Linked DNA regions of Homo sapiens: region 2 is linked to region 1. Evidence: read pairs that join two places in POLR2A ChIA-PET (ENCODE). Cell type or tissue: CD4-positive, alpha-beta T cell. All regions are shown on one strand. Each heading gives the region's core, and the rest is flanking DNA. Links, peaks and the distances in the headings are about the cores only. Region 1 overlaps PITPNC1 (phosphatidylinositol transfer protein cytoplasmic 1). Region 2 overlaps PITPNC1 (phosphatidylinositol transfer protein cytoplasmic 1).

Region 1 (15,188 bases), core at 5,816-9,815:
AAAGGAATTGTGACAGGTGCATTTAAAGAAACTGTTACCTGCACCAACTACCAGGCATTCGTTAGTTGGGGAGAAATGAGAACTCATGTTTTCCATACTCAGCCCTACCCCAAGATGACCTGGCAACTGTACATTTTATCCCACTGGGTTTAATCCTTATTATGAATAACAGAGCGAAACTTTGTTATTCATGGGAGTGGATTTCTCCTGCTGAGAGAATTAGCGGCAATCTCATTCAGGAAGCTGCCTTCTGATGCAATGAGGTCTTTTGAACTGTGCATAAATAGAGGCCATTCTTTAGGCATTTGGAGCATAGGGCTTAAATTGCTCCAGAAGTTCCAATCAGACTCTAGGTATCTTTGGCTGTTTTTTTTGTATTTTTTTTGGTTTTTTTTGAGACAGAATCTCACTCTGTCGCCCAGGCTGGAGTGCAGTGGCACAATCTCGGCTCACTGCAACCTCTGCCTCCCGGGTTCAGGCAATTCTCCTGCCTCAGCCTCCCAAGTAGCTGGGATTACAGGCGTGCGCCACCATGCCCAGCTAATTTTTGTATTTTTGGTACAGACGGGGTTTCACCATGTTGGCCAGGATGGTCTCGATCTCTTGACTTCATGATCCACCCGCCTCGGCCTCCCAAAGTGCTAGGATTACAGGCGTGAGCCACCACACCCAGCCTTCTTTGACTGATTCTTCTCTGTGTGCGCATGTCCTGAGGTCACAAGTGGTAGTGTGCTCCGTATTGGTTTCTTGACCTGCCTCTTCAGGACTTTCTAAAATTAAGGTACAACCGATTCTTTTGCTGCAGTCCTTTCTGCCTAAAGAAGGAAGAAATTCTTCTGTTTTCAGAAAAAAAAAAAGGAAAATAAAAGAATATGCCAGCTTCACCAGGATAACCCACAGACATTGAGCATTAGGAGTATGGTACAAAAATAATTTCTTTCCTCATTAAGGTTTTTTTTTTTTTAATTTATGCTACGAGAAATAGAACAGAGTGAGCCTATTGTTGTCTTGCCATCCCAGAATCTCTTAGGAGGACAAAGAGAGATACTTTAGTGTTTGTAAAGGGAGGGTTGACTATTTGTGCAGGTTTCAAAACTCCTGCACCCCAAGTCCCCAGCAGAATAAGCCTCTCTGGGTCCATTGAATGGTGGGTTTTTGAATGGTGGATCTGGGGCCTTGTATGGCAGATGCACCTGACAGCCATAACCGAAGCACATCCTAAGAATGACCCTAAGGTTGGCCAGGCGTGGTGGCTCACGCCTGTAATCCCAGCACTTTGGGAGGCCGAGGTGGGTGGATTACTTGAGGTCAGGACTTTGAGACCAGCTTGGGCAACATGGTGAAACCCCATCTCTACTAAAAATACAAAAATTAGCCAAGTATGGTGGCGGGCACCTGTAATCGCAGCTACTGGGGAGGCTGAGGCAGGAGAATCGCTTGAACCCAGGAGGTGGAGGTTGCAGTAAGCCAAGATTGTGCCACTGCACTCCAGCCTGGGCCATAGAGTGAGACTCTGTCTCAAAAAAAAAAAAAAAAAAAAAAAAAAAGAATGACCCTAGGATCTAAGAAGAATGTGTGTTTGGACTTCCAAGCTAAGGAATCGGAGAGTGGCCAACCTGGAGATTCACTCCTTATCTATGACAGACATCCGAACCCCTAGCTCGTTCCTTGGAATGCAGGCCACCTAGGGGATGGAGGCCCTTTGCTTTGGGTTAAATGGAGGTTGCTAGGTGGGAGGGTGCTAAGTGAAAAACACAATATAAACTGCATGCTTAGTACAAACAGCAGTGGTTCTCCTGTCCAGCCTGCTGCCCCTGGAATGCCCCTTATGTAAGTCCTCAATAAACCCTGTCTCCCTCACTAGCTCCGGGTCTCTCTCTCTTTTTTAATGGAGTCTCCCAGGCTGGAGTGCAGTGGTACAATTATAGCTGACTACAGGCATGTACCACCACGCCCAGATAATTTTAAAATTTTTTTGTAGAGGCAGGGGTCTCACCATCTTGCCCAGGCTGTTCTCAAACTCCTGGGCCCAAGTGATCCTCCCACCTCAGACTCCCAAAGTGCTGGGATTTCAGGCCTGAGCCACCACGCCCATCCTGGGTCTCTTTTTTGGTGCCTCGGACATGGTGCCATCCCTGCTTGGAGTCAGCAGAGGTCTTACGCGACAGTCCTTGGAATGGTGGAAGCCTGTTTTGTTGTCTTTGATACTATGAAGGGACAAACCCCTGCTTTGAAGGTGTTTATTTCCTGAAATTTTTACCTGGGATCCCAGCTATCTCTTTCTTTCTTTCTTTCTCTCTCTGTCTCTGGGATCCCAGCTATCTCTTTCTTTCTTTCTTTCTCTCTCTGTCTCTCTCTTTCTTTCTCCTTCCTTCCTTCCTTCTTTCTTTCTTTCAGATGGGGTCTTGCTCTGTCGCCCAGGCTGGAGTGCAGTGGTGCGATCTCAGCTTACTGCAACCTCCACCTCCCAGGTTCCAGCGATTCTCCTGCTTCAGCCTCCGGAGTAGCTGGGATTAAAGGCGCACACCACCACACCAGGCTAATGTTGGTATTTTTAGTAGAGACAGGGGTTTCTCCATGCTGGTCAGGCTGGTGTCGAACTTCTGACCTCAGGTGATCCGCCCGCCTTGGCCTCCCAAAGTGCTGGGATTACAGGCATGAGCCACTGCGCCCGGCTGCATGACTTTTCTATAAAGCCTTATTTTAAATGATTTTGGGGGCTTAATTTAGGTGTTTTCATTTGCTTTTGGTCACAGTCTTTATGTGTCACTGAGTGTGTGGATGTGGGGGTTCTTCTACCCAGAGGAAAGTGATTTGATCACCTGGAACCAGGTGCTCTGAGAACTGGGGCAGCTTCCCTGACTTGCAGGAGAGGGTGCAGAGACTTCTTCGCTGGCATGTAGCTGCAGCCTAGAAAACCGCTTGGTGGTCCTCGTTCATGAACCTGCCGTTGGGGGTGCTTCATGCTTTATCTTGGTCTCTACCTTGATTAATCTCACCTCCGTTTCTCCGCTCCACTGGACCATTCTCTAGAACCCCTCTAGAACCACTGGACCATTCTCTTCTGTCAGAGTCCAGTGCTTCCAGTCTTTCCTGTGGGCTCTTATCTTCTGGTGCAAAGTTCTTTCTCACCTTCCACAGTCAAAATCACCATACTTACCTAGGCCATACTTACTAGGCTGGAGAGGCAGGTACATCAATCTTTCTTGTTTATTTGTTTGTTTGTTTGAGATGGGGTCTTGCTCTGTCACCCAGGCTGGAGTGCAGTGGCACGATCTCCTCCGCCTCCCGGGTTCAAGTGGTTCTCCTGCCTCAGCCTCCCCAGTAGCTGGGATAACAGTTGCATGCAACCATGCCTGGCTAATTTTTGTATTTTTAATAGAGACGGGGTTTTGCCATGTTGGCCGAACTGCTCTCGAACTCCTGACCTCAGGCAATCCTCCCGCCTCGGCCTCCCAAAATGCTGGGATTATAGGCATGAGCCAGCATGCTCAGCCAGGTACATTGATCTTCTAAGTATTTATTGTTCTGCTCCTTATTCAGTGCTAACATTTTTATTTTCTTATTCTTTTTCCCTGTCACTTGAAGATCGTCACCCAAGCAATAAATCCATTTGGTTGTACTTATTTAATTTTCTCTGACTTTCTAAGGAGTGACACAGCAAAGTGCCTTATCTTGCATTTCTTTCCTTTTCCGTGTTCTAGTTGGAAAGGCTCAGAGTTTGGGAGAAGTTAAACGTGACTCAGAGAATTGCTTTTGATGGTGGTGCCGATACACACATCTTTTGAAGCTTAGATTGGGTATTGTCAATTTAATTTGGAGTCTATCAGCCTGTAGTGTTCTAATCACCTATTTTGAAGCCTTGCTGACGACCCGAGATTCCTTGTTAAACTGCCACTGGAATAAGCATAACACTTTTCATTAAAGGAAAAAGAAAATGTTACTTAAAGTAATAGGCACACCCTTTTATTTTCTTGACAGATAGCAAAGAAAAAAATCTTCTGTCTTTACCTTGACAAGACATGTACCATTGCTGGGAGGTTTTGCTTGTATGAGAACTTCAACGTTAGAATCTAGACATCTCGGAGAATTGAAACTCAACAAGTTTCTCTGTTTTGGGGTGGAGAAAAAGGACAAAAAGTTGTCATATACAGCTAGCTGTCCAAACAGTCAAATACGAAAGCTAATTTATCTTTTAAAAGGTTAATTCTTTGATGCCTCTATCACAGTTAGTGTTAAAATGAAAGCATTGGAAACAAACTCTTTTTCTGTTAGCTCAGATTTTAAAAAAATTCTTTTTGCAGAGATGGGGGTCTCACTATGTTGCTCAGGCTGGTCTTGAACTCTTGGCCTCAAGCGATCCTTCTGCCTTGGCCTCCCAAAATGTTGGAATTACAGGGGTGAGCCACTGAGCCAGATTTTGAATATTTTAATTACTTAACTGCTTGTCTGTCTGGCAATGAGATAAGCGCAGTAGCCAGTGATTACCAACAGTTAAACAGAAGAACAAGTCACATAAACAACACTTATACTTCCTGTAAACCCAATTAAAACCACATTTCAGGTTTGCTCTTATGATTTAGAAGTAAATTTAGAATCAGTTTCATGAATCTTGCAGTATTTTTCAAATTAATGTCTTTAGGCATTTGGACAATGGGCTGTGTGAATGCAAACTGCGTTTTCTTCAATTGCTATCAATTAGAGACAGTTAAGAACTCAACTGATGAAGAAATAGCCACCTGAAAGTGAGCCCACAGGCAAGTCACAGGCCCCTCTTCCTCCTGAAGGTGCACGGGAGACTTCGTTAAAAAAAAAAAAGCTGTAGTAAAATACGTATAAGATAAAAATTTACCATTTTAAGTTTCTTTTTTTTGAAGACGAAGCCTTGCTCTGTCACCCAGGCTGGAGTGCAGTGGTGTGATCACAATTCACTGCAGCCTCACCCTCTCCGGCTCAAGCGATCCTCCCACCTCAGCCTCTCGAGTAGCTGGGACTACAGGCGCACACCACCGTGCCCACTAATTTGTTGTAGTTTTAGTAGAGACGAGATTTTCGCTGTGTTGCCCAGGCTGGTCTCAAATTCCTGGGCTCAAGTGATCCACCCGCATCAGACTCCCAGAGTGCTGGGAAGGTGTGAGCCACCATGCTCGGCCCATTTTAAGCATTGTAAATTGTACAATTTAGTGGCATTAAGTATTTTCACAATGCTGGGCAACCATCATCACTGTTCACTTTCAGAACTTTTTCATCATTCCAAATAGAAATTCCACCCATTAAACACTAACTCCCCAATGTCCCCTTCCCCCACCCTCTGGTAACCTTTATCCTATGTTCTGCCTCTATGAATTGGCCTATTCTAGGTACCTCATAAAAGTAGAATCAATATTATGTGTTCTTCTGTATCTGGCGTCTTTTTCTTAGCATGTTTTCAAGGTTCAGCTGTAGCCCATATCAGAATCTAATTTCTTTTCCTTTTTTTGAGACAGAGTTTCACTCTTGTCACTCAGGCTGGAGTGCAGTGGCACGATCTTGGCTCACTGCAACTTCCGCCTCCTGGGTTCAAGCAATTCTCCTGCCTCAGCCTCCTGAGTAGCTGGGACTACACGCGCGCGCCATCACACCCAGCTAATATTTGTATTTTTAGTAGAGACGGGGTTTTGCCATGTTGACCAGGCTGGTCTCGATCTCCTGACCTCAGGTGATCCACCCACCTTGGCCTCCCAGACTGCTAAGATTACAGGTGTGAGCCACCGTGCCTGGCTAAAAATTCTTTTTTGCACATGATAAACTCACCTATCTTAAGTGTAAAATGAATAAGTTTCAGTAAAACAACAAAAGCTCTTAAGTTTTAGTAAATCCATACATCTGTGCAGCCATCACCGCAGTCCAGTTTTAGAACTTTCCATTCCCCCCTAAACATCCTCCTTGCCTGTTTGTGGTCAGTTCTTGCTCTTACCCTGATCCCCGGCAACTAGTGATGTGATTTACGTCTCTATAGTTTTGTCTTTTCTAGTAATTTCGTATAAAAATTATACAACATGTAGTCCTTTGAGACTGACCTTTTTTTTTTTTGTTTTGTTTTTTTTTGAGACAGAGTCTCGCTCTGTCGCCCAGGCTGGAGTGCAGTGGCGCGATCTCGGCTCACTGCAATCTCCGCCTCCCGGGTTCATGCCATTCTCCTGCCTCAGCCTCCAGGGTAGCGGGCACTACAGGTGCCCACATCACGCCTGGCTAATTTTTGTATTTTTAGTAGAGATGGAGTTTCACCATGCTAGCCAGGATGGTCTCAATCTCCTGACCTCGTGATCCGCACACCTCGGCCTCCCAAAGTGCTGGGATTACAGGCCTGAGCCACCACGCCTGGCCGAGACTGGCTTCTTTTACTCAACATAAAGTTTTTGAGTTCATTCGTGTTGTTGAATGCATCAGTGGTTGGGTTTTTTTTTTGTTGTTGTTTTTTGAGATAGGGTCTCACTGTGATCACCCAGGCTAGAGTGCAATCACAGTTCACTGCAGCCTCCACCTCCTGGGCTCAAGTGATCCTCCCAACGTCATCCTCCTGAGTAGCTGGGACTACAGGCACATGCCACCACACCTGGCTAATTTTTGTATTTTTGTTTTGTATAGACGGGGGTCTCACTATGTTTCCCAGGCTAGTCTCGAACTCCTGAGCTCAAGCAGTCTGCCTGCCTCAGCCTCCCAAAGTGCTGGGACTACAGGCGGGAGCCATCATGCCTGGCCAATAGCTGGTTCTTGTTTTACTGCTAATAGCATTCCATTATAGGGATGTACCACATTTTGTTTATTCATCACCAGTTGATAGAGATTTGTTTCTAATTCGGGGCTACTGTGAATATTGCTGCTGTGATCATTTGTATACAATTCTTGGATGGACATGTGCTTTCGTTCCTCTTGGGAAGATACTTTAAGGAGTGGAATTGCTGGGGTTTTTTTTTTTTTTTGAGATGGAGTCTCACTCTGTCGCCAGGCTGGAGTCACTGCAACCTCCTCCTCCTGGGTTCAAGTGATTCACCTGCCTCAGCCTCCCAAGTAGCTGGGACTACAGGCGTGCGCCACCACGCCCAGCTAATTTTTGTATTTTTAGTAGAGACAGGGTTTCACCATGTTGGCCAGGATGGTCACGAACTCCTCATGATCCACCCACCTCGGCCTCCCAAAGTGTTGTGATTACAGGCGTGAGCCACTGGGCCTGGCCACTGGGTCTTATATTAAACTTATGTTTAACTTATAAAGAAATTGCCAGGCTGTTTTCCAAAGTAGTTCTTGCATTTTTTTACTCTCACTAGCAACATATGAGCGTTTTGGGTTTGCCACATCCTTGTCAGTACTTGGTATTATCCGTCTTTTGTTTGTAGCGATTCTAATGAGTGTGTGGTGGTATCTCACTGTGGTTTTACTTTGCATTTCCTGTACTCTTTTAAAACTGCTTTCCATTATAGAACATGTTGTGTTGTGCTGTTATATATATAAAGCTTCTGCTCACCTGTGAGCTACTCTGTCTAGCTGATTGATCCAGTATTGTGTCCGGGGGCAGGGTACATGGAAAATGCTTAGGGTTTGTTGAGTGAATGAGCAAACTGATACTTTGTAGGAGTGGCCAATTTTCAAATATTTTAGGTAACAGAAAACAGTGGTGAATCAACTCAAAAGATGAGGTACCAGTCAAATCTCTTCCCTTTTGTCAGTTTCTAAGTAGTATTAAACTTGAGTGAACTAAGTTTTACTTTTTTTTCCTTTGCTTTGCTTACCCCTTGGTGAGAGGTAATGGAGAAAATATAGACAGAGCAGGAGGAGGAAAGAAACTCAATCTCGAAATGACTAAGAGCTTGTGGAGCAGCTTGGGAGAGAACCAGCTGGGTTATTGGCTACTCTGTAGTTCCAGGTGTGGGGAATTATTCTCATCAATACCGTGACCGCCTGCCACTCCCCTCTGCCCTCTTTCTTTGTGTTAATTAGAGCAGGGGTCTGCAAACATTTTCTGTAAAGAGAGTAAACAAATATGTCAGGCTTTGTGGGCCAAGAGAAAACATCAGCGACGTTGTGGAGGTGCTTACATAACGACAGACAAAACAAATTTCCATGAATTTTTATCGATGAAACTCCAAACATAGTAATGGGGTACGATTTTCTGTAACACAAGTCTGCTAATGAGAAGAATTGAATTATTTGAGGGAGGAAAACATTTTGCTTAATTGGAAGTTCAGAGTTAATGTTTCCTATCATCATGGTAGAAATGTGGCCTCATTCTTCTACAAAGCTTCTCTGATATGCAGTGGTCTTCCCTCCTGAGAATTCACCAGAATGTACTGGCTTGATTTGCCCTTGATTTGTTGGGGAACTTTTCACATGGGGGAAGCACATTAAGAGTACAGGCTCGGGCTGGGCGTGGTGGCTCACGTCGGTAATCGCCAGCATTTTGGGAGGCCAAGGCGGGCAGATCGCCTGAGGTCAGGAGTTGGAGACCACCCTGGCCAACATGGTGAAACCCCGTCTCTACTAAAAATACAAAAATTACCTGGGCCTGGTGGCGGGCACCTGTAATCCCAGCTACTTGGGAGGCTGAGGCAGGAGAATCGCTTGAACACGGGAGGCAGAGGTTGCAGTGAGCCAAGATTGTGCCACTGCACTATAGCCTGGGACACAGAGCAAGACTCCGTTCTCAAAAAAAAAAAAACAAAACCCAAAAGAGGACAGGCTCTAGGGTAAGACTCTGGGGTCTGAATTCCAGCTCAACAACTTATTAACTATGTGATCTTTCACTACTTACATAACCCATCTAAAAGCTTTGGTTTCCTGATCTATAAAATGAATAATAGTACCTATTTCACAGAGTTGCTGTATAGATTAAACACAAAGATTTAGAATGACATATTATACTTTTTATTCTTCTTTTGATTTTTTTTCAACCATTTAAAAATGTAAAACCATTCTTAAGTCATGGGCAGTATGAAAACGGGTGGCAGGGCCTGCAGGATATAGTTTGTGGACCCTGCATTGGAGTATGAACTTGAATTATTGCCGTTTACTTTAGAAACGATGATTGCTTTTTTCCTAATTGCAAAGCACCATATGTTCACTGCAGAAAACTTGGAAAACACAAAAAAGCACAATAAAACAAAAGCCATTCAGAATCTCCACCATCCAGAGACGTTTCATGAGTAGTATGTTGCCCCATAGCCTTCCAGACAATTGTGTACATAATACACATATTTCATTATTTTTTATTTTCCTTTTTTTTTTTTTTTTTGAGTCAGGGTCTCACTGTGTCACCCAGGCTGGAGTGCACTGGTGCAATCACAGCTCACTGCAGCCTCCACCTCCAGGGCTCAAGCAATCCTCCCACTTCAGCCCCCTGAGTAGCTGGGACTACAGCTGCATGCCACCAGGCCTGGCTAATTTTTATTATTTTTTGTAGAGATGGGGTCTTGCTATGTTGCCCAGGCTGGTCTTGAACTCCTGAGCTCAAGTGATCCTCCTGCTTTGGCTTTCCAAAGTGCTGGGTTAACAGGTGTGAGCCTCTGTACCCAGCCTACACATATTTCAAAGTAAAACCCAAGCCCATACTATGCATACTGCTTTGTATCTTTTTCACCTATTAATATGCAATGCTTGTCATTAATATTCTTCTATAACCTGAATTTTAATGGCCACATACTATTCTGTTATACTGTGTTAAAATTTACTAAAGCAATTTCCAACAACATTAATGCTGTTTTGAATTTTTCACCATTAGACTGAACTCAGCAATAACCTGGTACATACATGCTTATACACATCTCTTGATTCATTCCTTGGGATAAATTACAAAATTTAATCACTGGGTGACAGGGTATCTACATTTTTATTTATTTATTTATTTTGAGACAGACTCTCGCTCTGGAGTGCAGTGATGCAATCCCGGCTCACTGCAACTTCCGACTCCTGGGTTCAAGCGATTCTCCTGCCTCAGCGCCAGAGTAGCTGAGGTTACAGGTGCGCACCACCATGCCCAGCTAGTTTTTTTTGTTTTTTTTTGTTTTTTTTGTATTTTTAGTAGAGATGGGGTTTCACCATGTTGGCCAGACTGGTCTCGAACTGCTGACCTCAAGTGATCCACCTGCCTCGGCCTTCCAAAATGCTGGGATTACAGACGTGAGCCACCGCTCCCAGCTGGGTATCTACATTTTTAAAGCTTTGGTGTATCTTGCAAAGTTGTCTCCTAGGAAAGTTGTATAGTTAGTCATTCCCAGATGATGTATGGAGCACTGTTGTTTCAATGCCCCTCTTATATTTTTACTTGGTTACTGGGTTTGTGAACTTAAAAAATTAAAACATTCTTATTTTAAAAACAATTCAAATATATAAAACATGTACAGATAATAATGAAACGTACACTTATGTACCCAGCAGAAAGATTAAATCGGTGTTAACATTTTGCTGTATTTGCATTTGTTACTTTTAAAAAACACATTCCAGATTCAAAAACAAGTCTATTATTATCATCCCATTTTACAAGTGAGGAAACTGGCTCAAAAACTTTAAGTAACTTGTCTAATTCTTAAGAACCAGTAAGTGGGCTGTAAAGAACCAGTTGATCCTAATGATGCTTTTACCTTAGGCTTTTACTGATATTAATATAGCCCTTCCAGTCTTCTTCCCCTTTTTGGTCAGTTTCTGTCTGGTACATGTTTTCTAATGTCTCTACTTTTAAGTTTTGTATGTTGTTGTATTTTAGATGGGCCTCTTGTAAATAGCTTATAGCTAAATTAAGAAAAAAATCTCGAGTCTGGGTTTTTAAACCAGCTATTAATAACCTGTTTTTTAACCAGCTATTTCAGTCTGTTTGCATTTATAGCAATTGTTGATGTTTTTTGAATTATTTGTCTTATTTCATGCTTTCTATTTCCCATACTTTTTCTGTTTTTTCTCCATTTCCTGTCTCCTACTGAATTGAGTTTTACCAGGTTTTCTCTTTTTCTCTCTACTAGCTTTGTTATCCTAAAAATATTCAATGTGTATACTTAAATAGCAGTCAGAAATTACCCTATCACCTCCCCCACCCAGTTTTTTTCTTATTTAGTGTTTTAATTTCTCCTTTTTTGGTATTTTATTGTATTTTGTATTTTATTCACTGTTATTTTTGTTGTTTTGTGCAGCCCAAACTGTATATATTTTTATTTACTAGGGTCTTTACTCGTCTTTCTAAGTACTCTTTTATGTACACATTTTATTTTCTGAAAATATATACTTTAGTGCATTTTAGTAAGAGCCTGTGAATGTACTTAGTTCTTGTTTAAAAACAGCTTCTTTGTCCTCATCTTTCAATGACTCTCTTTTAGCTTAGTATAGAATCTCCCCTCAACCCTCTGAAGATAGTATTTCTTTGTCTTCTCAACTTTTCTTTTCCTCATTTGTTTTCTCAACTTCTCAACCCTCTTTTTTCTTATTTATTTGGAAATGGGGTCTCACTATGTTGGCCAGGCTGGAGTGCAGTGGCCACTACTGATCAGCACAGGAGTTTTGACTTGGGCTATCACTTCACCCCTCCTTAGGCAGCCTGGTGGTCCCCTGATCCTGGGAGATCACCATATTGATGCCAAACCTAGTGTGGATACCTGTTTGGAATAGTGCACTACAGCCCAGACCTCCTGAGCTGAAACGATCCTCCCTCCTCAGCCTCTGAAGTTGCTGGGACTATAGTCTCGTGCCGCCAAACCCTGCTCAGCTCTCATTTGTTACTGAGAAGTCTTCTGTCTGATTGCTCTTCCTTTGTAGGTAATCTGCCATATCTCTCTGGCTGTTTTTTGTTTTTTGTTTTTTGTTTTTTGTTTTTTGAGACGGAGTCTCGCTCATTCGGCCCATGCTGGAGTGCAGTGGTGCAATCTTGGCTCACTGCAAGCTCCGCCTCCCAGGTTCAAGCCATTCTTCTGCCTCAGCCTCCCGTGTAGCTGGGACTACAGGCGCCTGCCACCAGGCCCAGCTAATTTTTTTTGTATTTTTAGTAGAGACGGGGTTTCACCGTGTTAGCCAGGATGGTCTTGATCTCCTGACCTCATGATCCGCCCGCCTGGGCCTCCTAAAGTGCTGCGATTACAGGCAGGAGCCACCACGCTGGCTATCTGGCTGTTCTTTAGGCTTCCTCTTTGTCTTTGAAATTCTGGAGCCTCAGTCCTGTGTGCATGGATTCATTTTTATTTATTCTGCTTAGAACTTGGTATTCTTTACACGGAGAATTCATGACTTTTACAATTCTGGTAAGTCCTTAACTATTATCTTTTAAAATGTTGCTTCTCCTTCACTGGGGCAGCCATAAAATCATGCTGCTCGGTTGTCTTGCTGGAGGAAGCATAGTTGACTGAGCCCCAGAGGCCATGTCTCAGATTCACTCACGCTTCTCCTGGGCTGCTCCCAGCTGATGGCAGAATATGACAGGGGTACCAGTGCTGGCCCACTGCTGCAGGAGGTAGGATCCTTTCATGGATGACATTGGCTCCTGGACTCCCCATCAGTGTGACCAAACTTTCTTACATCTGCGTCTCACTCTGAGTCTCTTCCTACCCAGTACTCCTTTCTTCTCTCTCCATCATACCTACACCATGGTCTGAAGGCTCTCCCTGCCTCCTCCTGCTTCCTCCTCTTTTTCCTTCACAGGTGTTTTTCCCAACATCTCGTCTCAGCATCTGCTTCTTGGAGGACCCAAACTAACACCGTATCTCTGTTTTCATCATCTGAATCTTGTATTAGATGCATATGGACCTTCTCATTGTGCTCTCTATGCCCTTAGTTATTCTTTTATGCCTCATTGACCTCTCTAATGCTCTTTGGGTAATTTCCTCAGATCTGTCTTCCATTTTACTGAATTCTCTCTTCATTTCTGTCTAATCTACTATTTAATCTATCTATTGCATTTTAAAATTATAATATTTATTTCTAAAAGTACCATTTGGCTTGTTTTCACATCTGACTCTTACTTTTTTCCCAGTATATTCTTCTCAGGGTTTTAGTTTCTCATTTTTTGTCTTTAACAGTCTAAAGCACACTTACATTGTACTCCCTCTTTCAAATTGTAGTTTTATCATTCCAAGTTCCCTGGAGCTCTAATAATCTTGTTTGTTGTATTTGCTGTTTTCTGCTTATGGTGTATTCTAATTTTTAATTTTCCTCTAAACTAACCTTTAGTGGGGGTTATTTTTTTTCCGTGGGAATCTTACATGGTCTGATAGTGAGGCTCCTTCAGAACAATTAGCATTGCTCAGAACAATTTGCATTGCTTCTTCTAGAGATCTCAGGAGTGTCACTGCCTTGGGGCCAATATTTCTGTTAATTTCTTAGTTTAGAACGGCCTGGATCACCCCGCTTAAGGCTCAGGTTTGGGATATCCATTTTTCAGGGGAGAGGTTTTTTTCACTTAGAACCCAAGAACACAAAATTGTTCTCCTAGACCCCTGTACCAGGGGATGATTTTTCCCCCTAGTCTTTCTTTTCACTGGGAAGTATTTCTTTGAAGATCCTAACTCTCTTTGGGGCTTTTTTTTTTCTTTTTCTTTTTTTTTTTTTTTTTTTTTGAGACTGAGTTTTGCTCTTGTCGCCCAGGCTGGAGTGCAATGGCTTGATCTTGGCTCACTGCATCCTCCGCCTGCCAGGTTCAAGCGATTCTCCTGCCTCAGCCTCCCGAGTAGCTGGGATTACAGGTGTGGGCCACCACATCCAGCTAATTTTGTATTTTTAGTAGAGAAGGGGTTTCACCATGTTGGCCAGGCTGGTCTTGAACTCCTGACCTCAGGTGATCCGCCCCGCCTAGGCCTCCCAAAGTGTTGGGATTACAGGCGTGAGCCACCGTGCCCAGCCTCTTTGGGGTTTTAGTTCCAACTCTCTGCTTCATGGTGACTCATGGTTTCACCTCCTTTGTCCACTTGGGTTTTAAATTGTAAGTCTGGAAGTTACTAGAACAATCCCAGAATTAGCTCACACACTTTCACTCTGTTTTTCCCTTTCTTCCTGGGGTTATATTTTACCCAGCATTCCTAGGTGTTTGTGGTGGGAGATTCCGCCCCTACGTTATCTTAATTTGTTGCCATATTTCTGAACCAGGAATCCCATTTACCACATTGAGTTCTGGACATCAAGGTTCTCCGGGCATCACTTTCTATGCTGTGTCATCAGTGAAGCCCATAAACTTACCCGTTATCAGAAAAGCGAAGATTTCGAGATCTTGTTGAGACGGTAGGTATATAGTATGTCCTGAGGGGTTTAGAAAAAATAGCTACCTTTATTTCCAACCCATGGTAACTTCATTGGTAAATCCAGACAGACCTGTAAGATTTTTACAAATGGAACCAGCAGCTTAGAAAACAAAAAATAATAATTACTTTATCATCACAAGTATTCCTTTTACTGCCTCAGCCCAGTAACAGAGCTCTTCTATCTCTCTCGTTTCTTTCTCCCAGCTTTCCCACCATCCTTCTCAATTTGTCCTTTGTCAACAGGGCAGAAAAGGGGTTGAAGTGATGTATGGGTGTAATCCACTGTGCACTGCTGAAAAGATAAACTTAAATGAAGTGATTTATAACCTGTGGCAGGTATTCTGCACCCAGAATTGTTTGTCAAAGTGAGTGCTCATTGATTTTCCATGCCTTCCGTGTCAGCCCCTGGATTGCCATTGTTCCTTAGAGGTGGCTAAGCAGTTTAAGGCATCAGGGTGTTCTCCCAGCGCGGGCACTCACTCCGCTGCAGGGTTTAGCCTTCAACTGTGTTCCAGGGCTCGGAACTCCCTAGTTGACCCCTTGCTGCAGGAGGCAGGATTCTTTCGTGGATGGCATTAGCTCCCAGACTCCCCATCAGTGTGACCAAAATTTTCTTGTTTTTTTTTTTTGAAACAGAGTCTCACTCTGTCAGCCAGGCTGGAGAGCAGTGGCCCGATCTCAGGTCACTGCAACCTCTGTCTCTCGGGCTCAAGCAATTCTCCTGCCTCAGCCTCCCGAGTAGCTGGGATGTGCCACCACGCCTGGCTAATTTTTGTATTTTTAGTAGAGACAGGGTTTCACCATGTTGGCCAGGCTGGTGTCAAACTCCTGACCTCAGGTGATCCACTCACCTCGGCCTCCCAAAGTGTTGGGATTACAGGCATGAGCCACCGTGCCCGGCCCTTTCTTTTTTCTTTTTCTTTCTTTCTTTTTTTTTTTTTTTTT
Region 2 (15,188 bases), core at 6,632-10,631, 53 kb before region 1:
TAAAATTCTTCCGGTGGAGGTAAGCAAATTGGAAGGTATTAAAAATGATCAGAGTGTACTATTCAGAGTTATAGATTTACCCTTCCATCCAAGATGGCTGCGCCTTGGAAACCCCCAGCTCACTTTTACTAGCAGTGCCTCCAGATCCAGTTTCTAAATCACACAGGGAGATTAACATTATTCTTTTATAGTCACACTGCATGTGGACTAAAATAATTTTTTTTAAAGAGACCGGGGTCTCGCCATGTTGCCCAGGCTGGTCTCAAACTCCCGAGCTCAAGTGATCTACCAGCCTTGGCCTCCCAAAGTGCTGGGATTATAGGTGTGAGCCGCTGCGCTTGGCTAAAATAAATATTTTAAAATTTAACACGATTATTATTTTGAAATTGGAACTCTAAAAGACTTTTCAAAATTCAAAATGATCAGGAATGTTAAAAACAATGAAAAAAAGCACCCCTAAACCTGCCCTAGATTCCCCAGGGGAGAGTCAAAGATGTTTTGCTTTGTATCAGCACTATTGAAATAAACATATTGTCACCTAAAAGGAACTATTTGAAGAGGACTGCACTTCACTGGATGTGTATATCCTGGTGAGTTTTTTATTAATGTTTATTGTTTTTTAAAAAATGTGTTAAAATGGCTGGGTGCAGTGGCTTACACCTGTAATCCTAGCACTTCGGGAGGCCAAGGCAGGCGGATTACTTGAGGTCAGGAGTTGGAAACCATGGTCAGGAGTTGGCCAACATGGTGAAACCCCATCTCTACTAAAAATACAGAAAAGTTAGCCGGGCATGGTGGTGCACGCCTGTGACCCCAGCTACTCAGGAGGCTGAGGCAGGAGAATCGCTTGAACCTGGGAGGCAGAGGTTGTGGTGAGTCAAGATCGCACCACTGCACTCCAGCCTGGGCTACAGAGCAAGACTCCACCTCAAAAAAAAAAAAAAAGCAGAAAAATGTGTTAAAAATATACACATAACATTTGCCATCTTAAAACTTTTCGAGTGTACAGTTTCAGTAGAATTGGGTACACTTACATTGTTGTCCAGCCATCACCACCGCCCATCTTCAGAACAGTTTTCATCTTGCAGAATTGAAACTCTGTATCCATTTAACCCTAAATCCCTATTTCTCCCTACCCCAAAGCCCCTGGCAACCACCATCCTACTTTCTGTCTCTGTGAATTTGACTACTCTAGGTATCTGATCAGGTTTTTTTTTTTAATTGGTTATTACTTATCATTAAACTCATTCATCGTTTCTTGAAATAAACCCAATAAACTTTAATGGAAGCTCATAAGAATTTTTTTCTGAATTCTGCCCTCTGTCAAAGGAAGAAAATGACAACATGGACGCATATCTGTATTTGGGTGGCATTAATGACTCAGTGACCTTCACTTTTGCAGCCAGCGAAATACTTGGCAATTTTAATTTAGAAATATTACTGTATCATCATTTAACAGAAATACTTACTAAAGCAGAAATATACTGACTTTAGAAGCATTTCAAAGAAGCAGGGTTGGCACTGACCAGTGTTCTCTTAAGGTAGAAGACAGAATATTTGACTAAAGACAGTGCTGTAGCAGGTAGAAATAGACATTATTTAGACCCCTTTTCTGAGTAAGGAAGACCAGTTAAAATGTTAGCTTATTTTTTGGGATTTTAGAAATGTTTAACTCAAGAGAAAAATATAACTTAAGTCAGTGTAATGGCGTATGAATAAGTTAACCGTGTAACATTTTCTTTTTTCTTCTGCCTCAGCCTCGCGAGTAGCTGAAACTGAACAGGCACCCGCCACCACACCCGCCTAATTTTTGTATTTTTCACAGAGATGGGGCCTCACCACATTGACCAGGCTGTTCTCAAACTCCTGACCTCATGATCCACCCATCTCAGCTTCCCAAAGTGCTGAGATTACAAGCGTGAGCCACCATGCCCGACCCATCTTATTTTTTAAAGAGGGAGTTTAGTACTGATTCTTAGATCAAAAGCAGCCAAATCCCCAGTATCACAGAAGAGATGAGGGTCTGGTTATGTGGCCCAGGCTGGTCTCAAACTCCTAGGCTCAAGTGATCCTCCCGCCTTAACCTCCTAAAGTGCTGGGATTACAGGCATGAGCCACCAAGCCTGGCCTTCTTTAACCTTTGTGTTGTAAATGTGTAATGTTTTGGTAACAGTAAGGGTTAAATAAACACCTTTTCTCCCTAGTAGGAAAATGCTTCTCAGATTGGATTGAAACTCTGAAGACCAACATTTTTCTAGATACTTTCTTGGATAGTGTTCATGACAAACTGCTACTTGAAAGTGGCAGGACCATTGTACTATAAAATCTAATAAAGCCCAGGTCATTGGCTATAGGGAGTTGAAAGCTCTATTTGTAGACATCACTAGGAGAACTGACAAGAATGAAAATGTTACACAGTTAAGGCCGGGCACGGTGGCTCACGCCTGTAATCCCAGCACTTTGGGAGGCCGAGGCGGGTGGATCATGAGGTCAGGAGATCGAGACCATCCTGGCTAAACCCCGTCTCGACTAAAAATACAAAATATTAGCCAGGCGTGGTGGCGGGCGCCTGTAGTCCCAGCTACTTGGGGAGGCTGAGATAGAAGAATGGTGTGAACCCGGGAGGCGGAGCTTGCAGTGAGCCGAGATTGTGCCACTGCACTCTAGCCTGGGCAACAGAGTGAGACCCCGTCTCGAGGAAAAAAAAAAAAGGTTGCCAGGAGCAGTGGCTCATACCTATAATCTCAACACTTTGGGAGGATGAGGTAGGAGGATCACTGAGCCTAGAAGTTCAAGAACAGCCTGGCCAACATAGTGAGACCCCATATCTATTTATGTATATATTTTAAAAGTTATAGAAAACAACGCTCTTATTAAACTGGTAATTAGCAACTAAAGTAGAAAAACATCACTGGATAGATGGCTGAGAAAAGGGATCTGTAATCACCTGCTTATCTGGACAGGTTTTTTCTTTTTTTTTTTTTTAGAGATAGGGTCCCACTCTGTTGCCCAGGCACCATCATGACTCATTGTAGCCTCACACTTCTGGGCTCATGCTATCCTCCTGAGTAGCTAGGACAACGGGTCTGCACCACCATGTCTGGCTAATTTTTTTCTTTTTGTAGAGATGGGCGGGGAGGTGTCTTGTTACATTGCCCAGGCTGGTCTCGAACTCTTAGCCTCAAGCAATCCTCCTGTCTTGGCCTCCCAAAATGCTGGGATTACAGGTGAGAGCCACCACACCTGGCCTGGACAGGTAGTTTTGAAAACAGGGGTTATCACTAGAGAAGTCTGTGCTTGAGCTGAGGAGCATGTCTTCTGAAATGTGTAAATTTCCTATAGTTAGTTCCCTGGTGGCGTGGCCCTCCATCAAGAACATTTTGCTGAGTTTTCCCTGACTTAAAATAATAACAGTGATGCTGGTGCTGATGAAAAGACTGATGTGGCCCTTACATCCCACATGAATCATCATTCGGGATTATTGTAGCCTCCATAAAAGTGACGCAGTGGATGAAAGTGGTTTTTCTCAATACTTAAAAACACTGTGAAAATGAGATAGGTTTAAAGATATAAATGTGATTTTTTAAATCCTGCCCCCCCACCCAAGTGCCAGGAGTTTGGTAACTAGAATTGCATTTAGTCATCGGGGTACAGATTGTACTGTGCGGGCTGGAGACTCAAACCCTGGGCTATTGAAGGCCATGACAAATGCTCATTTTTTAATATTATGTTTTTGCTGCTCATGAAGAAGCATCATGTTCAAAATGAAAAATCTTTAGATTCAGGACTTAATAGTTCACCTCTTTTGGATTGCGTTTGACGGAAACTTGGACACAGCTGAGTGTAATTATGCTTTTCAGCAGCATGACTTATAGTACTGCAGATATGGGCATACTTTGAGATTTTTCTTTTTGCCAAAATTTGTCTGAAAAGGAGCTTGGTGGTGGTTGTGTGTGCTTGTGTGTTTTTAAGGTAATTAGGCTATTAGAGGTCCAAATGGAATAATCCCCTTAAGCCTTTTCAGGAAAAACACTTTGGAAAGGTTAAGTAAATTTAAAATTAGCCATTATTTACGTAGGTGCTCAGCCTTTTGACCATGTTCTCTAGGAGTTGTTTCTTTTACATTTAGGTTATGTTTGTCAGAAACCATCTTATTTTTTATTTTTATTTTTCTTTCTTTCTTTATTTTTGAGATGGAGTCTCATTCTGTTGCCCAGGCTGGAGTGCAGTGGCGTGATCTCAGCTCACTGCAACCTCTGCCCTCAGGTTCAAGCAATTCTCCTGCCTTAGCCTCCCAAGTAGCTGGGATTACAGGCACCGGCCACCACACCTGGCTAATTTTTGTATTTTAGTAGGGACGGGGTTTCATCATGTTGGCCAGGCTGGTCTTGAACTCCTGACCTCAGGTGATCCACCAGCCTCGGCCTCCCAAAGTGCTGTGATTACAGGCGTGAGCCACCACACCTGGCCTTATTTTTATTTTTTGAGATGGGGTCTCTCTGTTGCCCAGACTGGAGTGCAGTGGTGCAATCACTGCTCGCTGCAGCCTTCACCTCCCTGAGCTCAAGCCTCAGCCTCCTGAATAGCTGGGACCACAGGTGTGTGCCACTACACTGGGCTAATTAAAAAAAAAAGTTTAGAGACAGGGTCTTGCTATGTTGCCCAGGCTGTTTTTCAACTCCTGGGCTCAAGGAATCCTCCTGCCTCATCCTCCCAAAGTGCTGGGATTACAGGTATAAGCCATTTCACCTGGCAACCATCTTATTTTTTTAAATTTATTTTTATTTATTTATTTTTTGAGACGAAGTCTCACTCTTATCCCCTAGGCTGGAGTGCGATGGTGTGATCTCAGCTCACTGCAACCTCTGCCTCCCAGGTTCAAGCGATTCTCCTGCCTCAGCCTCCCAAGTAGCTGGGATTACAGGCGCCTGCCACCACGCCCGGCTAATTTTTGTATTTTTAGTATAGACGGGGTTTCTCCATGTTGGCCAGGCTGGTCTCGAACTCCTGACCTCAGGTAATCCACCCGCCTCGGCCTCTCAAAGTGCTGAGATTGCAGGCGTCAGCCACCACGCCTGGCCGTGACCATCTTATTTTTTTAAAGAGAGAGTTCAGTACTGGTTCTGAGATCAAAAGCAGCCAGATCCCTGGTATCACAGAAGCTTCATCACGGATTCATCTATTTTTCATCTCCAGAATGGCCACCTCAGTGCTGTCCTGGCCAAAAATCTGTTCTCTAGACCTGGAGAAGGAACTGCCCTGAGGGTCTTCCACACCTCTCTTTTTGAGAAAAGTTAAGAACAAAGTAAAAAGATGCAGTGGAGAAATGACGTCGGGGGTTAATGGATTGGGATTTTAGGGCTGGAGTCCAGGCTTATGTTGCTCTCTGCTGAGCTCAGGATCTGCACTGAACATCTCTCTAAATCATGGGCTGGGGTAAAACCTGCTTACACTGGCTCAGACCGGAGGACTTTGCAGCCACCTCAAGACACACGTTTGGGTGTGTCCCATCTCCAATCAGGATGTTCAACTTGCTTTCTTGGATCTTTTTGAATTGCGAATTTGGCCATAGCTGACCACTTGTTTTTGCATCAATACTTCAAAGGGTTCAAGGCCAGGTGCGGTGGCTCACGCCTGTAATCCCAGCACTTTGGGAGGCCGAGGCGGGCCGATCACGAGGTCAGGAAATCGAGACTATCCTGGCTCACATGGTGAAACCCTGTCTCGACTAAAAATACAAACAATTAGCCGGGCGTGGTGGCGGGCACCTGTAGTCCCAACTACTCGAGAGGCTGGGGCAGGAGAATGGTGTGAACCCGGGAGGCGGAGCTTGCAGTGAGCCGAGATCGCGCCACTGCACTCCAGCCTGGGCGACAGAGCGAGACTCCGTCTCCAAAAAAAAAAAAAAAAAAGTGTTCAAATTTTAAGTCCTGGTAATTTATCCCCTCCCATAGCAAGTATTGGCGCAAAAGTAATTGTGGTTTCAGACCATGAATTTTAAATCATTGTAACTAGGCCCAAATACATCTTTATTAATCAAAATAATCAACACATTTTTGCCAATGAGAAATAAGTTTGTTTTTTCCTTTAATGTAAAAATCTGTGCTTCGGGATTCAGCGAACTCTTGGAAAGCATTTTTTTCTTCATCCTGCTGGTTGTGGAAGCGTTTTTCTGTATAAAAAGTTGTCGAGATGCTTGAAGAAGTGGTAATCGGTTGGCAAGAGGTCAGGTGAATATGGCGGAGGAGGCAAAACTCTGTAGCCCAATTGGTTCAACTTTCTAGGCATTGGTTGTGCGACGTGCAGTTGGGTGTTGTGGAGAAGAATTGGGCCCTTCCTGTTGACCAGTGCCGGCTGCAGGAGTTGCAGTTTTTGGTGCATCTCATCGATTTGCTGAGCATACTTCTCAGCTGTAATGGTTTCCCCAGGATTCAGAAAGCCGTAATGGATCAGACCAGCAGCAGCGACCACCAGTGACCGGGATCTTTTTTTGGTGCAAGTTTGGCTTTTGGGAAGTGCTTTGGATTTTCTTCTCAATCCAACCACTGAGCTGATCATCACCAGTTGTCGTATAAAATCTATTTTTCATTGCACGTCACAATCCGATCGAGAAATGGTTCATTGTTGTGGCATAGAGTAAGGGAAGACAACACTTCAAAACGACAATGTTTTTGATTTTCGCTCAGCTCATGAGGCATGCACTTATGAAGCTTTCTCACCTTTCCAATTTGCTTCAAAGGCCGAGTAACCATAGAGTGGTTGACGCAGAGTTCTTCGGCAACTTCTCGTGTAGTTGTAAGAGGATCAGCTTTTTTTTTTTTTTTTTTTTTTTTGAGACGCAGTCGCGCTCTGTTTCCCAGGCTGGAGTGCAGTGGTGCGATCTCGGCTCACTGCAACTTCCGCCTCCTGGGTTCAAGCGATTCTCCTGCCTCAGCCTCCCGAGTAGCTGGGATTACAGGCACATGCCACCACGCCCGGCTAATTTTTGTATTTTTAGTAGAGACGGGGTTTCACTGTGTTAGCCAGGCTGGTCTCGAACTCCTGACCTTGTGATCTGCTCACCTCGGCCTCCCAAAGTGCTGGGATTACAGGCGTGAGCCACTGTGCCTGTCAGAGGGTAAACTTTGATGGTTGTTCTCAGTTGGTCGTTGTCAACTTTCAATGGCTGGGCACTAGCTTCATCTTCAAGGCTCTCGTCTCCTTTGAAAAACTTCTTGAACCACTACTGCACTGTGCATTCTTTAGCCATTCCTGGGGGCAAATGCGTTGTTGATGTTGAGAGTTGTCTCCGCTGCTTTACCACACATTTTGAACTCGAATAAGAAAATCGCTTGAATTTGCTTTTTGTCTAACATCATTTCCATAGTCTAAAATAAAATAAACAGCAAGTAATAAGTCATTAGCAAAAAAAGTGAAAGAATGTGCATTAAAATGATGTATAACATAACCACATTTATTTAAGAATGTATTCCAATATCAAATGGCAAATTCCAACAGTGCAAAAACTTACCCCTGAAAACAGGCATAGTCACTTTCAAACTTGATTTTTCTTTCATTTTACTCTACCTTTTCATTTGATGAAACACCTTTGCATTTTATCTCCCTGAGCCAAAGTACCTGTAAGTTGCCCGGAGTTGGGGTTGGTGCAATACTGTGGAAGAGTGTGGACACGGAAGACCTAGTCAGTCCTTGCTGTGTGATATCAATGATTTGATTGAGAAAGACTCATTTTCCTGGGCCTCACCTGTCAATTTTCTCAACTGTCAAATGCCCTCTTTTGGCCTGTATTAGGGGCTGATCTCATGCAATACGGAGCCTACTCTGCAAATACAAGGGGTCATGGTCATTGTCCATTTGTGGGGAGTGTGAAAACACCTGGTGATCATGATGGGCTAGGTACTGTTTCACACTTTAAAATGCCTTTATTTTAGGGGGACCCTCTAGTGCCATAGGTATTTTGGAGTCTCTGCTTTCCAAATGGCCTATGGGAAATCCTGAGATGTCCGTGGGATCTAACTTTGCCCAGTGGGAATGTTGTGTCATAGTCATAAAGGCTTAAGGATTAGTTTATTTCCAGCCCTGCAGGGGCTATAAATTGCTACTTTAAATTTCATTCCAGCACCCTGATGTTTATGTTGCTATGGTGGTGTGTCTCTTGCTCGGGTGACAAGATTGCCATTGGAAATAGGCCAAAATAACAGCCTAACAGGTGGCTGTGCTTTGGGAAGTCATTTGCAAAACTATTTTGCGAAGAAGTCTGGTGCAAATAAGTCACATGACTGTGCCCTTAACTGTAGTTTATAGTTTAGCATTTTTTTAAAACGCATTCCTCCCCCTTTCCGTTTTATATATAGACTTTTTTCCTCTTTCAAGTAGTGCCGTGCTGATTTCCTGTAGTAACACAAGGAAAGATTTCAGCTCATTTTATTTAGCAGTGGATGTCCTTTCCTTATTTTTTGTAACCAGAGCCCTCTTTCTAAAAATAACCCTTCTTTTCCTAATGTGATTCTTCTTATAGCTGATGTACTCTATTTAAATGAAAGGCCTCTTTTTAACATGCCCATTTTAATCGATATATATTTATTACATATAACTATATATAATAAAATACATATATAAATATATAATAAAAGTAGATTTCCCTGTAGGGTCTAATCCTTCGTGAATGTGGTAGCAGAAATTGTTCGTTACGCTTTCACCTGCCAATTATGATTGTTTTCTTTCTTTCTGTTTTTTTTTGGAGATGGTGTCTCACTCTGTCATGTCACCCAGGCTGGGGTGCGGTGGTGCCAACTCGGCTCACTGCATCACTGCAACCTCCACCTCCCGGGTTCAGGCAATTCTCCTGCCTCAGCCTCCCGAGTAGCTGGGATTACAAGCATGCACCACCACACCCAGCTAATTTTTGTATTTTTAGTAGAGACGGGGTTTCACCATATTGGCCAGGCTGGTCTCAAACTCCTGACCTCAAGTGATCCGCCCGCCCTGGTCTCCCAAAATGCTGGGATTACAGGCGTGAGCCACCGCGCCTGGCCAGTTTTCTTTCTTTTGAGATAAAATCACGGAAAGAACCTGAGTATTAAACCAGTTAAACTTCCTACCCACTTAAGAGTCCTTTCTATGATAATCTTGGATGGCAATCATCTTGCCTTTGGGCTTAATACCAGCCATCGCTTGGGTGTGGGCTCTTTTTGGTAATACAACCTCTATGATTTTCCACTTTGATTTGTTGGAAGATGCTTTCTCATGTTTAGTTGGTATCTGACTCCTTAGAGCTTTCAGGATCGTTTCTACCACTATAGTGACAAACACAAGCCCTTTCCACATGCTGACTCTTTAAACATTTAAAGAAATCTATAATGTTGGCTGGGTGCGGTGGCTCATGCCTGTAATCCCAGCATTTTGGGAGGCCGAGGCAGGTGGATCATGAGGTCAGGAGTTCAAGACCAGCCTGGCCAAGATGGTGAAACCCCATCTCCACTAAAAATACAAAAATTAGCCGGGCCTGGTGGTGGGCGCCTGTAATCCCAGATACTCAGGAGGCTGAGGCAGAGAATTGTTTGAACCCAGGAGGCGGAGGTTGCAGTTAGCCGGGATTGCGCCACTGCACTCAAGCCTAGAAGACAGAGTGAGACTCTACCTCAAAGAAAAAAAAAAAAGAAAAGAAAAGAAATCTAGATTGTTCTCCTTTGATCTTCTCTTCCACTGGCTTGCTACTCTCAATTCCTTCAGATTGAATTTATGAAATGCTTTTGTCTCCCTCACCATTCCTGTGGTTCCTCTTTCTTATTGCCCTTTAGAAAATATTGAACGCAATGCGTTACAGCAGAGGTCAACTAACTTTTTCTGCAAACCGCCAGATAGCAATATTTTAGACTTGCAAGCCGTAAGGTCTCTGTTGCAACTACTCAACTCTGACCTCGTAACATGAAAGCAGGCATAGGGCAACATGTAAATGAATAGGCGTGGCTGTGTTCCAGTAACATTTTATTTGTGGACACTGAAATTTGAATTTCATAAAATTTTCACATGCCACGAAATATTATGTGCCTTTTGCTTTTTCTTTTCCAACCATTTAAAAATGCAAAACCCATTTGTAGTTGGAGAGGCGTACAAAAACAGGCTATGGGCTGCATTTGGCCCATGGGCCGTTATTTACTGATCTTAGATATTGGAGGACCAGTGCTGAAACCACTGGAACTTCAGCTTTAACACTAGCACTGTCATTTTCAGAAGCCGCATCAAACTGCTGGCTGCTTCTGACAAGGTGGTCAGTTACACTTGGTCTTCTCCACCCCCCATCCCCCGCCCCTCCGCCATTTCCTGACAAAGCTGTCTCTCTAACCTGTGGGTATGTGTTCTGCCGAAAACAAGCAGCCATACCACAGCAGCCGTAACCATAGGACTTTGAAACAAATGCAATGAATGGCATCCACTAGTTTCAAGTTTGACCACATGTTTTTATTGTTTGTTTGTTTGTTTTTTGAGTTGGAGTCTCGCTTTGTCGCCCAGGCTGGAGTGCAGTGGCGCAATCGCTGTTCACTGCAATCTTCCCCTCCCTGGATCAAGTGATTCTCCTGCCTCAGCCTCCCAAGTAGCTGGGATTACAGGTGCCCACCACCATGCCCGGCTAATTTTTGTGTTTTTAGTAGAGACAGAGTTTCACCATGTTGGCCAGACTAGTCCGGAACGCCTGACCTCAAGTGATCTGCCCACCTTGGCCTCCCAAAGTGCTGGGATTACAGGCGTGAGCCACCGCGCCTAGCCTGACCACGTTTTTGATTCTTGCTTCTGTTATATCTGTATTAACCGTTCTTCTTAGCTTCGTGGCAGATGTGATAAGCATGCCTTTGTGTCTTTCTCTAAGTCACTGACTTTTCAGTAACATCTAAATCATAAAACATAGGTCTGGCCAGGTGAAGTGCTTGTGCCTGTAATCCCAAGGGGCCAAGGCGGGAGGATTGCTTTAGTCCAGGAGTTGGAGACTAGCCTGGGCAACACAGTGGACCTCATCTCTACAAAAAAAAAAAAAAAAAAAAAAAGTCATGACTGCTTTCCTTTGTTGCAGAAACCAGTAGGTATTTGGGTGTAGAAATGAAACCCTCAATTATATTCATAAGGCTAAAAATGAACTATTCCCTACTTCCTCATTTGTTTTGATTTTTAAAATAAGGTTCTCGTTAGATATTTTGAGAAACAGTTTAAGATTATAATTTTGTATGCAGAGGAGAAAATTTAGAAAATGGTGAAGCCAACTTTTTTAGTGTATAAACATTTAATCATAATTATATATGTGTCCGTGTGGACATTTATTTACCAAGGCTTTGCTTTAAGGGGAAGGGAGAACACAGAGGGCCAACATTTATGGAACATTCTAGTGGGCCAGGCCCAATGTGTTAATCATCTCATTTCAATTTTGCAGTTATCCTCCAAGGTGGATCCTATTATCTTCATTTAACAGACGTGGAAATTGAGGCTTAGAGGATTTGACAAAATTACCCCCATCATTAATGGCAGAGCTGGGTGTAAACCCTGGGCTTGGACTGGCGTTATGTCTCACGGCTGTAATCCTAGCATTTTGGGAGGCTGAGGTGGGTGGATCACCTGAGGTCAGGAGTTTGAGACCAGGCTGGCCAACATCCTGAAACCCTGTCTCCACTAAAAATACGAAAATTAGCCGTGTGTGGTGGCAGGTGCCTGTAATCCCAGCTACTTGGGAGGCTGAGGCAGGAGAATCCCTTGAACCTGGGAGGTGGAGGTTGCAGTGAGCCGAGATTGCGCCGCTGCTCTCCAGCCTGGGCGACTGAGCCAGGCTCCATCTCAAAACAAACAAACAAAATCCCTGGGCTTTTTGGCTACAAATTCCATTCCAACAACACCTTTGTTTTGCATAACCAAAGAGAAGTTGATGTTAATTCATTGTCAAGTTATTTGTACCGATATACTAAATATCCTAAAATGGGGATATGTTCCTCAATTATTTACTGGAATGGTAACATTTCTGGAGCATATATCTTCAAAACTGTAATGTAAATTAAGAATATGAACATTCTCAGTGGAAAATGACTGTTCAAGTTAACATTATTTGCATTTGCCATTCTTTTGTAAAGCCAGAAACGTAGATACAATTTTAGATTACCTTCAAGCTATTATAAATCTTGAGGGAAACCTTGATTGTTTTTTAGAAAAATATGTCTATCTAGACTGTGTCTTGCAAACAGGCACTTTAAGATGTCATTATATGAATATTCAGAAACTCAGATGTAATAGAACCTAGATGAGAATGTGTGATAATCTAAAGATATCATTTAAGTCAGGGCTTTAAAAATACATGACTTCAAGTGAAAAACTGAGCCTTGTAAAGAAGTTCTTTACAATTCACCAAGCATGCTCTAAACCTGCATCCATCCTGAGTTCTTTAAAAGCAGACTTATAAAAGGGAGATGAAAGATATTTTCAAAATATATTTTTGAAGCACAAAGTAAAACATATTTAATATTTTAATTGTTTGAAATGAGTTGCTTAAACTAGTAGCTGCTGCTGGGAATGACAAAAGCTTGGCTAAGATTATTCTATGGGGAAGCTGGTTTATGGCTTTCTGGAGCTGGTGGCCAGGCATGGTGTAGATTATGGGTTGCTTGTAGGATTATGTTTGTTATTGCCTCTTTTTTTAACTCCCTATAGGAGCTTTTATAGTGCTTTGCACATGGTGGTTGCTTCGTTGAGGATGACTACCAGTTTATGGTCATTTAAATTCAGATTTAGGGCCAGGCACCGTCACTCACGCCTATGATCCCAGCACTTTGGGAGGCCGAGGCAGGCAGATCACCTGAGGTCAGGAGTTCGAGGCTAGCCTGGCCAACATGGTGAAACCCTGTGTCTACTAAAAATACAAAAATTAGCCAGGCATGATGGCGCACACCTGTAATCCCAGCTACTTGGGAGGCTGAGGCATGAGAATCACTTGAACCCAGGAGTTGGAGGTTGTAGTGAGCCAAGATCGTGCCACTGCATTCCAGCCTGGGCAACAGAGTAAGACTCCGTTTAAAAAAAAAAAAATTCAGATTTAGGGACAGGCGCAGTGGCTCATGACTGTAATCCCATCTACTGGGGAGGCTGAGGTGGGAGGATCATTTGAGCCTGGGAGTTCAGGGCTGCAGTGAGCTGTGATTGTGCCACTGTACTCCAGTCTGGGTGATAGAGCAAGACCCTGTCTCAAAAAAAAAAAAATCAAATTTAATTTTGTGTTGATTGTGGCTTAAAAAACAAGAAAAATATATTGCTGTTCAAAAATTTTTATTTTTTATTGGATATTGCACGGGTATGAATCAATTTACCCATAAATCTATCGTCCGTTTAATAAGTAGAATGTTACGAGTTTACTCAACATTTTCTTTCTTTCTTTCTTTCTTTTTTTTTTTTTTGAGACAGGGTCTCGCTCTGTCGCCCAGGCTGGAGTGTAGTGTCGTGATCTCAGCTTACTGCAACTTCTGCCTCCTGGGTTCAAGCGATTCTCCTGCCTCAGCCTCCCGAGTAGCTGGGATTACAGGCATGCACCACCACGCTCAGCTAATTTTTTGTATTTTTAGTAGAGATGGGGTTTCGCCATGTTGCCCAGGCTGGTCTTGAACTCCTGAGCTCAGGTGATCCTCCCGCCTTGGCCTCCCAAAGTGCTGGGATTACAAGTGTGAGCCACCATGCCTGGCCCCTGTTCAACATTTTCTATATGTCTCTTCCTGATCCCAGACCTTCTGTACATATGACATTATAGATGATTTAGTCTTCAATAACTTGCTATTTTTTCCTAGTAACTTTTCAAAGAGATATCATTCACATGCCACAAAATTCATTCTTTTAAACAAATGTACAGATCCCTAGTTTTTAGTATATTCTTAAGGTTATGCACCCATCACCACTATTCAATTCTAGAATATTTTCTTTTCCCTTTTTGGAGAATGGGTCTTGCTATGTTGCCGGGCTGGAGTACAGTGGCTTTTCACAGGCGCGATCATCACGCACTACAGCCTTGAACTCCTGGGCTCAAACATTTCTCCTGCCTCAGCCTCCTGAGTAGCTGGATTTCAGGTGTGTGTCACCTTGCTTGGCCAATTCTAGAATATTTTCACTACTCCCAAAAGAAACCTCGTATCCATTGGCGGTCACTCCCCATTTCCCTGTTTCCCCAACCACTGGCAGCTACTAATCTATACTTTCTGTCCTTATGGATTTGCCTATTCTGGACATTTCATGTAAATGGAATCACACAATGTATGGCCTTCATGTTTGGCTTCTTTTGCTTAGCATAATGTTTAATGAAAGGTGTGTGTTGCAGCATGAAGCAGTAAGTACTTCATTCCTTTTCATGGCTTAATTATGTATATATTATATATAGTTTTTTTTTTTTTGAGATAAAGTCTCGCTCTGTCTAGCAGGCTGGAGTCCATTGGTGCGATCTCAGCCCACTGCAGCATCCGCCTCCCAGGTTCAAGCGATCCTCCTGCCTCAGCCTCCCGAGTAGCTGGGATTACAGATGTGTGCCACCATGCCCGGCTAATTTTTGTATTTTTAGTAGAGGCAGGGTTTCACCACGTTGGCAAGGTTGGTCTCAAGCTCCTGGCCTCAGGTGATCCATCCACCTCATCCTCCTAAAGTGCTGGGATTACAGGTGTGAGCCACCATGCCTGGCCTCATGGCTTAATAATATTTGATTGTATGGATATACATATATATTTCGGACATTTGGGTTGTTTCCAGTTTTTGGCTATTATGAACATTCACATACAAGCTTTTATTTAACCACTTGCTTTCAGTTCTTTGGGATATATACCTAGGGGTGGGATTGCTGGGTCATGTGTAATTTTATGTTTAGGTTTTTGAGGAGCTGCCAAACTGGTTTCCACAGTGCCTGCACCGTTTTACATTCCCACCTACAGTGTACGATGGTTCCAATTTCTCTACATCCTGGCCAGCACTGTACTTTCTGTCTTTTTGGTCCTAGCCATTCTAGTAGGTGTGAAGTGGTATCTCATTGTGATTTTGATTTGCATTTCCCTAATGACTAATCATGTTGGAAATCTTTTCATCTACTGGCAATTTGTATATCTTCTTTGAATAAATTTCTGTTCAAATCCTTTGTCTAGTTTTCAGTTGGGTTACATGTCTTCTTTTGTTGAGTTGTAAAACTTCCT

The links. ChIA-PET counts read pairs that join two places held together with the same protein. Peaks named below come from ENCODE experiments on the same cell type or tissue, not always from the same donor. Only the 100,000 strongest peaks of a DNase experiment are listed, where the experiment ranks them.
Region 2: POLR2A ChIA-PET joins it to region 1 with 5 read pairs; 12 of 35 experiments call an interaction of 5 or more read pairs at or near these places.

The regions. Positions count from the first base shown.
Region 1 is chr17:67,445,570-67,460,757 of GRCh38, forward strand. All of the region lies in intron 1 of PITPNC1 (phosphatidylinositol transfer protein cytoplasmic 1), which reads left to right. It also overlaps the pseudogene RN7SL756P. Among named protein-coding and RNA genes, the nearest start is that of MIR548AA2, 18 kb to the right of the region's middle. RefSeq lists an enhancer at 1-509. In CD4-positive, alpha-beta T cell, for the core only: no CTCF peak of the experiment used is centred there; a DNase peak (open chromatin) is centred at 7,372; H3K4me3 peaks cover 718 bases; H3K27ac peaks cover 3,438 bases.
Region 2 is chr17:67,392,200-67,407,387 of GRCh38, forward strand. All of the region lies in intron 1 of PITPNC1 (phosphatidylinositol transfer protein cytoplasmic 1), which reads left to right. Among named protein-coding and RNA genes, the nearest start is that of PITPNC1, 23 kb to the left of the region's middle. RefSeq lists enhancers at 176-225, 14,983-15,188 and a silencer at 9,954-10,248. In CD4-positive, alpha-beta T cell, for the core only: no CTCF peak of the experiment used is centred there; DNase peaks (open chromatin) are centred at 6,742 and 8,212; H3K27ac peaks cover 1,939 bases.